Linked DNA regions of Homo sapiens: region 2 is linked to region 1. The links are chromatin contacts, found by Hi-C in ENCODE. All regions are on one chromosome and are shown on one strand. Each heading gives the region's core, a stretch centred on a gene start or an enhancer-like site at or near the end of the contact. The rest is flanking DNA. Distances are from core to core; before and after follow the strand shown. Region 1 holds the start of ZNF718 (zinc finger protein 718). Region 2 holds the start of MAEA (macrophage erythroblast attacher, E3 ubiquitin ligase).

Region 1 (6,500 bases), core at 4,001-6,500:
GAGAGACGGGACAGATACAGAAAGGAAGTGCTAAGTGCAATTCAGAGGAATTTTTTATTTTTGTGTTTGTAGTTATTATGAGACTTGTGAAAAAAACCACTGAAACTGCAGAGATGGGGAACAGGTTGCTGGATAGGATGTCTCTAGAAACACTGACTTTAATTTTATAAAAAAGAATTTAAGGCACAAAAGTATATTGCTTTTCCTCATTTATCTGCTTTTGGGTATCAGGAAATTGTGAGCACCAGCTCTGGAGAGGCAGTAGGGGTAGCCACCCCAAACTCTGATCTCCTCTAAGCAGTTCTGTGAGAGATTTCAGTGTGGGGTAAGACCTGGACAAGGTTCAGCAGAGGGTGGATCTGGGCAGAACTGGGACAGAAGGTGGGCCCTAGGCATCTGCTCTCTATGCCCGTAAGTATTTTCAGTTTTGTCTTTTCTAAGCCTGCCCAAGAGAAATTTGATTCCCAGAGTTTCTGTATCTTAATCTATTTTAGCTAATTCCCTATTTTATAACATTATAACACACAATAACAAGGAATTTAACCAAAACCCTTATGTTTTTCTAGACCAATTATATTAGAAGCTAATTATTTATTCTTAGCAAGGTAAAAACAACACAAATAATAACAACAATTTCTCTTCTGTCAATGAACAGCTGATCAGATGGTGGCATTAAAACTCACAAAACAATAAAAGGGAAGTAACACAAATTAAGCTTAAGTCTCCATACAGTTTCTGTCTTTGTACTGAACACACGATGCTGAATTCAATCATTTATTCATGTGCTCTAGACTGCAAGTTCCTTGATGGTAGGGACCATGACTGCTTTATGTCTTTTTCTAATGATCATATGAAATAGAAGCAATTAGCTTATTGATCAGTTTGAGTCTCCAGATTCCTCATTTTTCACCAAAGAACCAGAAAACTGGAGCAATTCTTATCTGGGTACAAACCAAGGAGATTCTTTCTGTGAGGGGAGGAACAAACCCTGCATGAGTCACTTATCTTCCTCTGAAATGGGAGCAGAATTAGACCTTGTCAGACTGACCCCAGTCTGCACATGACATCCTCAAATGTCTCATTACTCAAAGATGCTGAGTAATGATGCCCTCATAGTGATCCACGGAGGAGACACTCAGGCTGACTTTGTGTGGTGCAAACAGAAAATGGCGCTGTCCTGGTGGTCCTGCACATCTTGGCTCCAGATGTGATATCCCCTGTCCCTGATCAGCTAACTCTGAGGTAAGAAGAAGGACAAAAGTACTCTACTCCCATAACACAGTATAGAGGAGGAAGGTACACTTGTGATTATGGTTGTCATTAAGGCTCTGGATATTTTGTGGCCTTACCTCCCACTGCTAAGATGCTTGTTTACACTTAAAGATTCTGCCACAGGATTCTGTTCCCATCAGAAGCCTCTCACACAGCTGTAGCAGGTCACTGAACAAGATCTGGAAAACTCAAAGGGCCCCACTCTAAAAATGGGGCTTAAGATGTCTACATTGACCTCTCATGATGCAGAAAATGTCTTCTGTGAGTTTTTCGTATGTCTTCAACCCAAAGTCTGGTCCAGTGTTGGGAATCCCAGGCAGAGGCCAACTTTTGTATGCAGATTCTAGGTGGGATCAATGTGCCTCTACATTCTTAGGGGTTAGAGTAAGCAGAGTAAAACCAGAGGAGAGATCACCTCATGGAGGCTCCTTCAACACATTCTTAAGAATATTTTGACCTAAAAGGAAATACTGGGATAAACATAATATAAGTAGAGAGTTTTCTGGGGCCAAAGCTTGAAGACTGCAATCCTGGAGTATAAAGCTACCTGAATATACACTCCAATTACAAGTATATTTGTAAAGGCAAAAAGGAAGGCAGGATAGAAAGTTGTCAGGAATTCTTATTTACAGAAGTAACATTGGTTAGTGATTGGTTATATACATTGTTAAGCTATTGGGTGTGGATTATAGTGTCCAGTGTGGCATTATTAGGTTAATTTATAGCCACTTGTGCCAATAGCAAGCAATTTCAAAAGACAAATAGTTCAAAGACGGGAACAGTACATCACTGTGGTCTCATTTTAACCAGTCTCTGGGTCTGATCATTAAAAGAACATGTATTTCTCAAATAAAAGTTCTTTTCTTCTCTCAAATCCCAGAAAATAAATTCAGAATTTGGAACTGCACATTTAGGTCTTGGAGGGCTGGTGAGCTATGCACATTTGCGGGCATTTGGGCAAAGGGAGGAGGGAGAGAATTGAAGTTCTCAAGTTTAATCAATGCACATGTATGATCCTGGTTGGGTTTATGGGCCCCGTGATCTCTGAATCCGTGTCAGATCTGAAGATGACAGGAGCACTGAAGGAGGTGAAATAACTGATTGCTGTCCTGAAGTGATTTTTGTAGAAATCTAGTCTAACTGCTCTAGAAGGGACTGTAGATCCCAAATAGAGAGACTATTTTGTTTGCAGATTTGGGGAGCACCTTGCTGCACTTTGTCATACAATTGTGGGTTGTGGCTGGAATCCTGAGAAGAAAGGTTTTTCTCTCAAGTGAAGCCTGGTGGGCACTTTGTATATAACGTCCAGTACTTCTAAACAGTGCATGGAAAATATGACTAAAAGAAAAATTTTCAGCCAGGCACGGTGGCTCACGCCTATAATCCCAGCACTTTGGGAGGCCAAGGCCGGTGGATCATGAGGTCAGAAGATGGAGACCATCCTGGCCAACATGGCGAAACCCCGTCTCTACTAAAAATACAAAAAAATTAGCTGAGTGTGGTGGCGCGCCTGTAATCCCAACTACTCAGGAGGCTGAGCAGGTGAATCGCTTGAACCTGGGAGGTGGAGAATGCGGTGAGCCGAGATCGCACTACTGCACTCCAGCCTGGCGACACAGCGAAGACTCCGTCTTAAAAAAAAAAAAAAAGAGAAAAATTATCTCCAATCCTAAAAAAATTTTCCACCATAATAGAACAGCAAGAAAATGTTTTGTTATATAATTAAACCAAAATGTGATGTGCATCACAGGCAATCTACTAAGAGACTGCAAACACAGAAAAAAAGTCACCATTAGTTCTTAAGTAGAAGACTTGAAAGCACCATTTACACAGTTTATTATTTCACCTAGTAATTTGGGAGGTAATCTGGGTTTTCTAATTGGTAATATTCAAAAGAAAAATAAACTTCCCACATCTTCATGACAGGACGTAGACCCACAATGTGGAGCCAGGTACCTGCTGAAGGCAGCCTCCCACCCTCCTACAGAAACTGTGGGATATATTCTTGCTATTCACATTTCAAAGCAATAGTTCCCAAGTCCTAGATAAAGACAAGTCTGAGTCAAAAAAGACAAATGACCTATTTAACTGATAAAAATGATTTACATATATTTCAAAAACTGGTGAAAATAATTATAAAAATTTTCCACCTAAATGCTTTAAGAAAAGGGAGAAGAGCAAAAATTCTTCCCTCACTCTAAAGAGAAATCATTAAGCCTCTTCTAATTTGTATTTGCTCCTACAACAGCCAGGTCTAAGGCATGGTCTTGAATTCCCTAACGTCTGAATTCTTGTAGGCACGTAAGGGATGAACTTGGGCACACTGTATGCACAGAAAAGAGGATTTGTGGGGAAGGAAAAAGCACAAGACAGCAAGGAGCTATCAAGAGCCATGGGGTGGGGGCAGGGCACAACTGATGAAAGGACTGGTTTGTGCTACAGGTACAGGCCCAGGCAGGGCTACGCACTGACTGATTCCTGAGTCCATAAAGGCATAGGAGATTAAGATCAGATGGTCCAGAAGCCTGGGTTGGAGAAGGAAACGGGCTCCTGCTAAACAGATCTGGGGTTGAGATGAGCCAGGAGTCTTCTGGGCACTGCGTGTGCTTTTGGCAGAAAACTGTAGGAGCAAAACTGCCATGGGCACAATTCCTGAGGGTAGAACCCTGTCTTAGGCCAGGTGTGGCCGTGCGAATGCCCAGTGGGCGTGCTCAGGAGTGGGTTAGCATTGGGTGGGGGCTGGCAGCAGGATGCGGGGAAGGGATGTTTCTTAGAACTGCTTTCCTCTAAGTTCCCAGTCCCCTTTCTCCCCGGGAGGAGGCCTGGAGGAAGAGGACAGTGCCCAGCGGGACAGCGCCTGTGCAGAACCCGGCCGCGCCTCCTGCGGACACCAGGTGACTTCCTCCAACCCAGACTCGGCCATGTCTTTCTTCTGACAGAAAACTTGCGGAGTTTCCTCAACACCAGTCAATGCTCCAACCCCAACGGGGTGTCCAGCAACTCACTAACGACACCACCCAGAGTCAGCGCTGACCCCACAAGCTCAGCACTCTTCCCGCAGCTGCTCTCCTGCAGACGCCAGTCCCTGCCTCTGGACACCCGTCTTCATTTCTGAACCCCTGCCTACAAACCAGGGACGCCCACACCCTCCTCAAGTTCAATAATGTGGCAGAACTACTCACAGAACTAAGAGAAGCGCTGTGCGCACCGACACCAGCGTATTCTAAAAGATGCGAACAGACACCAGCGTATTCAGGAACAGCCACGCGGAGGAGGCGCACAGGGCAAGGGGACTGGCGGCAAAGTTGGCGCAGGCAGGTGATTTGCTTCGCTTCCTCACACACCTCACAAAAGCCTTTCCTTCAAGACCCGCTGGCAGTCCCCAAACCACGAGCCACGGCAGAGCTTTCCCATTAATAAGTCCTGTTTGCTCACATGAACTCCATGTTTTGATGGGGCCTCAATCTCATTCTGAACAGGGTAAAGTAGGGACGGGATTCCGGACCACAGCTCCTCCCACGCCGGCACCGCGCAGGCCGCCGCGGTGTCTTCCGGATGAGCTCCTACTCACTCCACAGCCCGGGGAAAGTGCAGGGCTACCGGCGCAGAGCTGCACAAGGAGGGCTGCAGGCTGGGCCAGAGCCGCTGTACGGGGACTGACAAGAGCGCGGGTCCCTCACCGGAGGGGACTGAGGACAGAGGGCTGAGCGGGAACTCCATTCACAGACTCCTCCCACCGCCGCCATTTCCCGCCGGTTCCGATGAGGCCTCCACAGCCTTGGGACGCCCTGCCCTGCACACTCACCATTTCCCGACTTCAGGAGTGTCCCAGAGTCTTAGATACGAATCATCCAATACCGGCAGGTCACAGAGCCACAGAGGCTGAGGCTGTGGCAGAATCACCGAGGCTTCCCTAAGGAGCGGGAGCAGAGCGATGAGGCCCTAACCGAGCTCTGGCTGGAGCTACAAGCAAAAGCCGCGCCAGATCCCGGATGCCGCACCCTCCTCTCTGCTGCGCGCCTCATTCGGCAGTTGTCAATCCAGCGCTCTAATTGGATAGAGCTGTAAGTCTCCCGCCTCAGGCCTTGAGTGACAGAAGTTGCAACCATACACAGCACTGAATGAGGCGAGAGTGACAGGCTCTGGCCTCCTGGTACTTTGAGGCAGGTTTTTTGTGTTTGTTTTTTGAGTCTGGCTCTTCTCGCCCAGGCTGGAGTGCAGTGGCGCGAACTCGGCTCTCTGCAACCTCTGCCTCCCGGGTTTAAGCGATTCTCCTCAGCCTCCCAAGTAGCTGGGATTACAGGTGCCCACCACCACACCCGGCCAATTTCTGTATTTTTAGCAGAGACAGGGTTTCACCATGTTGGCCAGGCTGGTCTTGAACTCCTGACCTCAGGGTATCTGTTCGCCTATGTCTCCCAAAATGCTGGGATTAAAGGCGTGAGCCACCACGCCCGGCCCAGGCTGGGGTGTTATCTCTGTGCTTGGCTTGGTACAGCCCAGTGGTCATTTTTTTAACCTTGTGGTATGTAAGGTTAGGTCCATTTATAATATAAATTATACACACACGCATGCATGCACGCACATGCACACACACGTACACATGCACGCGTGCATACACAAACTTGTTCACAAACGGAAACAATATAATGACAATTATTTTAATGTTTTATAACCTTTCTGGCCTCTGGTCTTTTGAGTAGGACACATGAGATTTTAAGAAGGAAGTAATCCTCTAAAAAATAAAATGTTAGCTATTAGTGAATTTTCAATTTTTTATTAGCCACATCGAAAATAATAAAAACAAGTGAGATTGTTTGTGATAATTTTAGCCTACTATATCCAAAATATTATTGTTTTAATATGTGATCAATATATAATTGAGAGGTGAAGCCAGCTGGACTTCCTGGGTAAACTGGGGACTTGGAGAACTTTCCTGTCTTACAAGAGGATTGTAAAATGTACCAATCAGCACTCTGTAAAAACGCACCAATCAGTGCTCTGTAGCTAGCAAGGGGATTGTAAAATGCACCAATCAGCACTCTGTAAAATGCACCAATCAGCAGGATCCTAAAAGTAGCCAATTGCAGGGAGGATTGAAAAAAGGGCACTGTGATAGGACAAAAACGGAACACGGGAGGGCACAATTAAGGGGAAATGGGAGGTGGAATAAAAGCTGACCACCCCAGCCAGCAGTGGCAACCAACTGGGGTCCCCTTCGATGCTGT
Region 2 (6,500 bases), core at 2,852-5,351, 1.2 Mb before region 1:
GCCTGTGTTTCTCACACTCGAGAACACATGATCCTCCCAAATCCAGCCAAGATGGAGTGAAGAAAACTACAAAAGGCGCAGGAGCAGTTACAACTTCAGCACACAGCTGGCACCCGAACTCCCTACCACAGGCACAGACCCAGGCTGTGAGGCATCAGGGCCATGCCTGGGCAACCAGACTGTCATCAAACCAAAGGCAGAACATGCAAATCTTCCTGTAGAGAATTCAGACACCTGAGAATGCAACCACAAGCCCGGTGTTTCTCAGCCTGTCCTCTGGGGAGAGGACAGCATCACCACCTTGGGTGTGAGAGGACTCACTGGAGCTGGGAACCCTTGCTGGGGCTCCAGGAGAGGAGAGGTGGGCCCAGGTGGGGTTCACAGAGAGGAGCCAGGTCCAGACCAGGGTCTCCAGGTGATGAACACCACTTCCCGCCCTGGGCTGTGCAGACACCCATGTGAAATTCTCTAAACTATTATTTTTCTTCGGCTATCTGAAGGGAAATAGTAGGAGTAAATACACCAAAATGTTAATGAAGTTCTCTCTGTGCAGCAGGGTAACTTGAAGAAAAAACAAATTACTTTTATTTATTTATTATTTGAGACAGGGTCTCACTCTGTCACCCAGGCTGGAGGGCAGTGGTGCAATCTCGGTTCACCACAGCCTGGATCTCCTGGCTCAAGTGATCCTCTCGCCTCAGCCTCCCAATTAGCTGGGACTACAGGCGCACACCACCGCACCCAACTCATCAAATTACTTTTATAATCAGAAAAAAAAAAACCTTTTACAAAATAATGAAAGCAAGGGCTTCCAATTCAAGATGGTGAACTATGCATGTTGAATTGAAAGATGGTGAATTCCTGAGGTCAGGAGTTCAAGACCAGCTGGACAACATGGAGAAACCACGTCTCTACTAAAAAATACAAAAAATTAGCTGGGCATGGTGGCGGGTGCCTGTAATCTCAGCTACTCGGGAGGCTGAGGTAGGAGAATTGCTTGAATCTGGGAGGCAGAGGTTGCAGTGAGCTGAGATTGTGCCACCGCGCTCCAGCCTGGGCAACAGAGTGAGACTCCGTCTCAAAAAAGAAAAAAAAAAAAAAAAAAGATGGTGAGTTATTCATCTTTCCCCTCCCCCACAAGGCATTACCCACCACCCTACACCGGACGGCGTTCACAGCATTTGACAGCAAAAAGACACAGCCACAGCCAGGACGCAAGGCTGAGTCCTCATGAGCCACACCTCCGTTTGGTAAGAGGAAGAAACAAGTCCCTTAAAGCAGGATCCAGCCCAGCAATTCTCAGGGGTGTGTGCATGCCCCCAGGGCACATCTAGCAATGTCTGAAGACATTTTGGGGGCATGCTCTTGGCATCTGGCAGGCAGACACCAGGGATGCTGCTAGACATCCTAGACTGCACAGCCCCCACCACCGACAAAGGCTCCTCCAGCCCAAACGTTCGCAGGCCGGTCCACCCCTTTGGTGGAAATAGAAGCTCATGACGACAGAGGTGCCCAAGGTCAGTGCGTGTTGGCTGCAGCAATTCACGTCTGTTCCATTCTCTTCCCACTTCACCAGGAAAATAGAAAAATAAGTACCTGCCAGGCACCCAGGAGCCCCACCAGCCGCCCTGACGCTGTGAGGAAGCAGACATCCCAAGTGTTACTGCTGAAACCCACCTAGGGCTACCAAGCCCTCTGAAGAGAAAGGAATCCCCTGTGAGTCTGTGGAGGACTCACATGGCAGGAAAGCAGTTTAACTATTACCAGGTGAAGATCCAGTCCAGAGCATGCCAGCTGCTACCACCCTGCAGGAGGACTTGCTCTCAGACTAGAGAAGCAGAACATCCACCCCCCACCTTCCACAACCCCGGTCCTGCAGCCCTCGGTCCCTTCTCTGACATCTGCACTGGCCCCTCCTGGAAACTGAAGAGTGCAGCTCTTGAGCTGTGAGCTCAGCATGTTCTGTTTAGTTCTATACCAATAAATGCTTCTAAATCAAGGATCCCTAGTTTCCCAGCAAAACACCTCCATTATCCACTAGGAATCACTCCTGAAAACTTCTATGAAAAAAAGTTTTAACTCAGTAGTGACACAAGTGTCAACAGAGAAATTATGACACTATAATATTTCTTTACCTGTATGACTATCTGCATGACTATTTTAATCAGAAGCTATGCAATCACTCTGGAATACAAATTACATTCACGATTACAAAACAGCAGAAGACCTGAAGAAGAATCCTTTCCGGAGACCTTCCATCTCCCTTCCTAGTTCCTTCAATACACAATGAAAGGATTTCTGGAAACTTTTCCTATCTAGTGTTTCCCACATTCACCAGCCAGTACCAGAAGTGACAAACCACCACGGTTCTGATCTTCAAACCTTCTTGTGTGTTAGCTGAAATGACAGGCCTGGAGGTGCACTGCGTGAGACAAAGTGGTCAGTGGTTAGGACTCCCTACTAATATCACCACAATGTCCTTGTATAGACTTCTCTCAGCTGCAGGGTCTCCATCTCTAAACCAACAGAGATCCACCAATGTCACTGAGTATTAAAAACCAACCACCTACATCTTGGAGGGATCTAGCAAGAGGCTAGACCTTTGGTAACGTCAGCAACATTGCCCTCCCTTCCTTGATCAAAAGAAGTGCTGGACACACAAGCACCATGAAACCCCACTGCGAAACCATTAGTGTGGCGGGCGCGTGGCTCACACCTGTCAGCCCAGCGCTTTGGGAGGTCAAAAGGCAGGAGGATCGCTTAAGTCCTGGAATCCAAAACCACCCTAGGCAACAGTGAAACCCCGTTTCTTTTTAAAAATATGAAATAAACCGCTAGTTAATAAAGAGGAGGAGAAGCTTGCTTCTGCTTTCCTATGAAGACCAGCTACAGCAGGGTACAGCCTGACTTCAGCAGCGCTAACTGTAGCAGGGACCTTTTAATGAATGCTAGGCACTGTTTGAAACAATACGTGGTCACTCATTTCACCCTGAGGTGACACAGGCGCTACCACTGCTTAAACCTGACAAGAATAAACAGTCACCAACCGGGCCCTGATGTCTCCCAGTAAGGACGAATACAGAGAAGCCTGATTCACACCCCAGCAGGATGGCTCACAGCCTGTGCTCTTCAGCCCTTCGCTGAACTGCCCTGGGGCTGGGGGAACGCACAGCAACCTGGCCATACTGCATCCTCCACACCTGTCGCCACACCGTCCGTCCTCAGACGGACGTGAACACCAGGGCGCTCTGGGAGGAGAGAGAAACTACGCAGCTCTCCAGGAAGGCAACACAGAACCACGAAGCTCAGCCGCAGCTCTAGGAAAGCTATGACCTTGATCTTTTAAGGAATTCCTTCCCAGGTGCTTCATATCAAATCCTCTACTAACTAGGTAAAGAACAAGTATCGGCTCCTTCTACTAGGAGCACAAATTTCATTCTAAGAAGTGCGACGTGGCTAGGTGACCACCCAAGGTCACGCAACCGGCAGCCGGACGGCAAGAGCTGTATTTCAGGTTTGGTGACGCCCATCAAAAAGGTCGCTGGGTGCCATCAGGCCGTGAGGTTTCTCCCTACAGTTCCTAACTAGCGACCGGCGCAGCCGGCACCTCCCAGCCCTGGGCTCCCGGGAGGGCGGCCGGGCACTGGCTGGGCACGCCGCGCACTCCGTCTGCCTGGGCGCCAGAGACCCCACGCCCCGCAAACTCCGGCTTCCACCCCAGCCCCAAATTCGCCACCCTTAGCGCTGCCAGAGTCGTCGCTGGCTCGGCTCACGCAGCTCTTCAAGCAGAGGGGCCACAGTCGGGCGCCTGGCAGGGCCAAAGCCGCCGCCCCCGCCACACCTGCCCGGCGCGGACCGGGCGCCCCTGAGAAGCCCGCACGGCCCCGCGAGGCCGCGCCCAGCTCCCGCCGCCCTCGCCGCTGGCCCTCCCGGGGCGGCCCCTCGCGGCCCGAGGGCACTGGCTGGAGACGCCTTCGCTGCCCTCAGCCTGCGCGGCGCAGGCGCCCACCTTGAGGGTCGGGTACTCCTGGACCTTCAGGGTCATGGACAACTGAGCCGCCGACTCCTGCACCGCCATCTTGAAGCGGCCAAAACATTAGCGGGCGGGGGACGCGCGAGCGCGCTGCACGCCGGGAAATGACGCCACGCGCCGGCCGGAGCAGGATGGGGGCGGGCCGATGCCCCTGCACCAATCGTATCCGCCCAGTCGGCCGGAGGCGGAAGAAGGCGCGAACCAATCACTGCCGGGTTTCCTCTCGTTCAGCCAATCAACGATAGCCCCGGCTGGCGGTTTCCACCTTGAATTCGCTACCGGGTTCAGGCCGCAGACGCCGGAGCTGGGGATGCTCCTGGCCCGGGGCGGGCCGATGGGGTGCGGGCTGCGGCCCGGGCGGGTGGAGCTGGGGCCGAGCGGGCTGGGGGACTTGGCGTCCGTCCAGTTACTTGGGGCTCCCGCGGGGTGGTCCCCTGTGGGTCCCTCGTGCCTGCGGTACCAAGGGCAACGCCAACAAAACGCCTGGCCGCATGCGCCTGTAGCCAGCTATTTTTCTTTGGCCTTATTTTGACCGATTTACAGCTGCTGGAATCCTGATGTGGAACCTCCGACTTCCCAACGGAAGAGGAAAGGCCCAGTACCTAAAACTGATTTATGGACAGAAACTCCCGAAGCATGAGAAGCGTGTGGCCTCTCCGCCCTCTCCTTGCAGGGCGGGCAGCGCTGGCATCCAGGTCGTGCGCTGCCTTCATTTCAGCCACTTCACATTCTCAGCCTTTCAAACACCACCCGTCTCCCTCCTTTCCAAAATAAAACTGAAATTAGATTTTATTAATTAGGAAATGACGTCCCAATTAAACCACCTTGTGTTTCACATAACACATTTCTAAACAACTTTTAAAATATTTGGTGTTTAAACAAAGGAAAAACATCTAAGGTGACACAGCGATGAAGGGAGAACCTCCGCTTGGAGGCTGCTACATGTTACAGCCGCAAGACATCCGACCCGCACTGTGGAATCTTTCTCTGTCTTACTTAAACAGGAGTTGGGACTAAGGAAAGTGTTATTCCTCAAGTGTGTGGCTGCAGACTCCAGTCTTTTAGACATTTGAAGTAAGTTTTACAGTGAGGTGCACAAATCTTAACTATACAGCTTTAATGAATTTTCACCCATATTTGCACTTTTATCTAACCGTGTCCTGGTTGAGATTTAGGACATTTCCCGTGGCACAGAAAGCTCCTCTGCCCCTTCCCGGGCTATATCCCCATCATTCTAACCCTGCTCCCCGTAACAGCGTTCCTGACCTTCCTATAGAGATGGAAGCATGCACTCTGTACTCTTTGCGTCCTTTCACGGTTCGCATCGTGTCTGCCACTCTCCGGGATGGTCCCAGTAGTACACAGGAGCACTGCAGCAGTTGGATGGACTGCACTCCTCTTAGAGACTGCCTTCACTTCACCAGGGATTCAAGATTAACCCAAAGGAAAGGACACGGGTTTCATTTCCATGGTAAAATGATCCTATCCTAGTACCATCTACAGTCAGAAATACTTAGGAATTATAAGGCAGAGGTTTGCACGTTGGAGAGGTTGTTTAACCCTCTACAACCTTTGAGTCATTCATTCTAGGTTTTCTTATGTTGGAAGATAAAACTGTATTTGAATTAGTCCTTTTGTAAACCAAAAAGTGTCTGAGACAGATCTCAATCAGTTTAGAAGTTTATGTTGCCAAGGTTAAGGATCATGACCAGTGACACAGCCTCAAGAGGTCCTCAGAACACATGCCCAAGGTGGTTGGGTTACAGCTTGATTTTATACGTTTTAAGGAGATGTAGGCATCAATCAGTACATGTGAGATTTACATTGGTCCGAAAAGGCAGGACAACACAAAGCACAGCGGGGCTTCCAGCTCACAGGTGGATTCAAAGATTTTCTGATTGGCATTTGGTTGAAAGAGTGCTTATCTAAAGATCTGGAATCGAGAGAAAGGAGCATCTGGGTTAAAAGGGGTTGTGGAGACCAACGTTCTTATTACATAGATGAAGCCTCATAGGTGGCCACCATTAGAAGCAATAGATGGCAAATGTTTCATATCTAGATCTTAAAAAGCTGCTAGACTTGGCCGGGTGCTGTGGCTCACGCCTGTAATCCCAGCACTTTGGGAGGCCGAGGCGGGCGGATCACGAGGTCAGAGATCAAGACTATCCTGGCCAACATGGTAAAACCCTGTCTCTACTAAAAATACAAAAATTAGCTGGATGTGGTGGCACTCACCTGTAGTCCCAGGTACTTGGGAGGCTGAGGCAGGAGAATCACTTGAACCTGGGAGGCAGAGGTTGCAGTAAGCCAAGATCACACCACTGCACTCCAGCCTGGGTGACACAGCGAGACTCCTAAAAAAAAAAAAAAAAAAAAAAAAAAACAAGAGCTGCTAGACTCTCAGTTAACCATTAACTTCTTCAGAATCAGAAAAGACCCGGAAAGGAAGGGCAAGGGATTCCCTACA

The links. Hi-C counts contacts between places; a loop is a spot of excess contacts on that map. Pooled maps may share reads with other maps.
Region 2: a pooled map shows a loop between it and region 1 (10-fold over the local background). The contact joins the promoter of MAEA here to the promoter of ZNF718 in region 1. A Hi-C loop is called at or near these places in 6 of 50 pooled maps.

What each region holds. Positions count from the first base shown.
Region 1 is chr4:123,251-129,750 of GRCh38, reverse strand. ZNF718 (zinc finger protein 718) reads right to left here and starts at 5,250. Exons shown (of 4, transcript NM_001039127.6): 1 at 5,078-5,250. The coding sequence starts at 5,080. LOC124900641 reads left to right here and starts at 4,160. Exons shown (of 1, transcript XM_047416469.1): 1 at 4,160-6,500. The coding sequence starts at 4,503. The coding sequence ends at 4,979. RefSeq lists enhancers at 4,016-4,075, 4,336-4,535, 4,826-5,265.
Region 2 is chr4:1,287,492-1,293,991 of GRCh38, reverse strand. MAEA (macrophage erythroblast attacher, E3 ubiquitin ligase) reads right to left here and starts at 4,101. Exons shown (of 9, transcript NM_001017405.3): 1 at 4,010-4,101. The coding sequence starts at 4,078. It overlaps LOC105374347 (a long non-coding RNA gene), which reads left to right and starts at 4,421. Exons shown (of 3, transcript XR_925046.3): 1 at 4,421-5,107. LOC105374346 (a long non-coding RNA gene) reads right to left here and starts at 6,389. Exons shown (of 2, transcript XR_925043.3): 1 at 6,269-6,389; 2 at 5,698-5,966. RefSeq lists silencers at 2,520-2,702, 3,791-4,070, 4,171-4,580.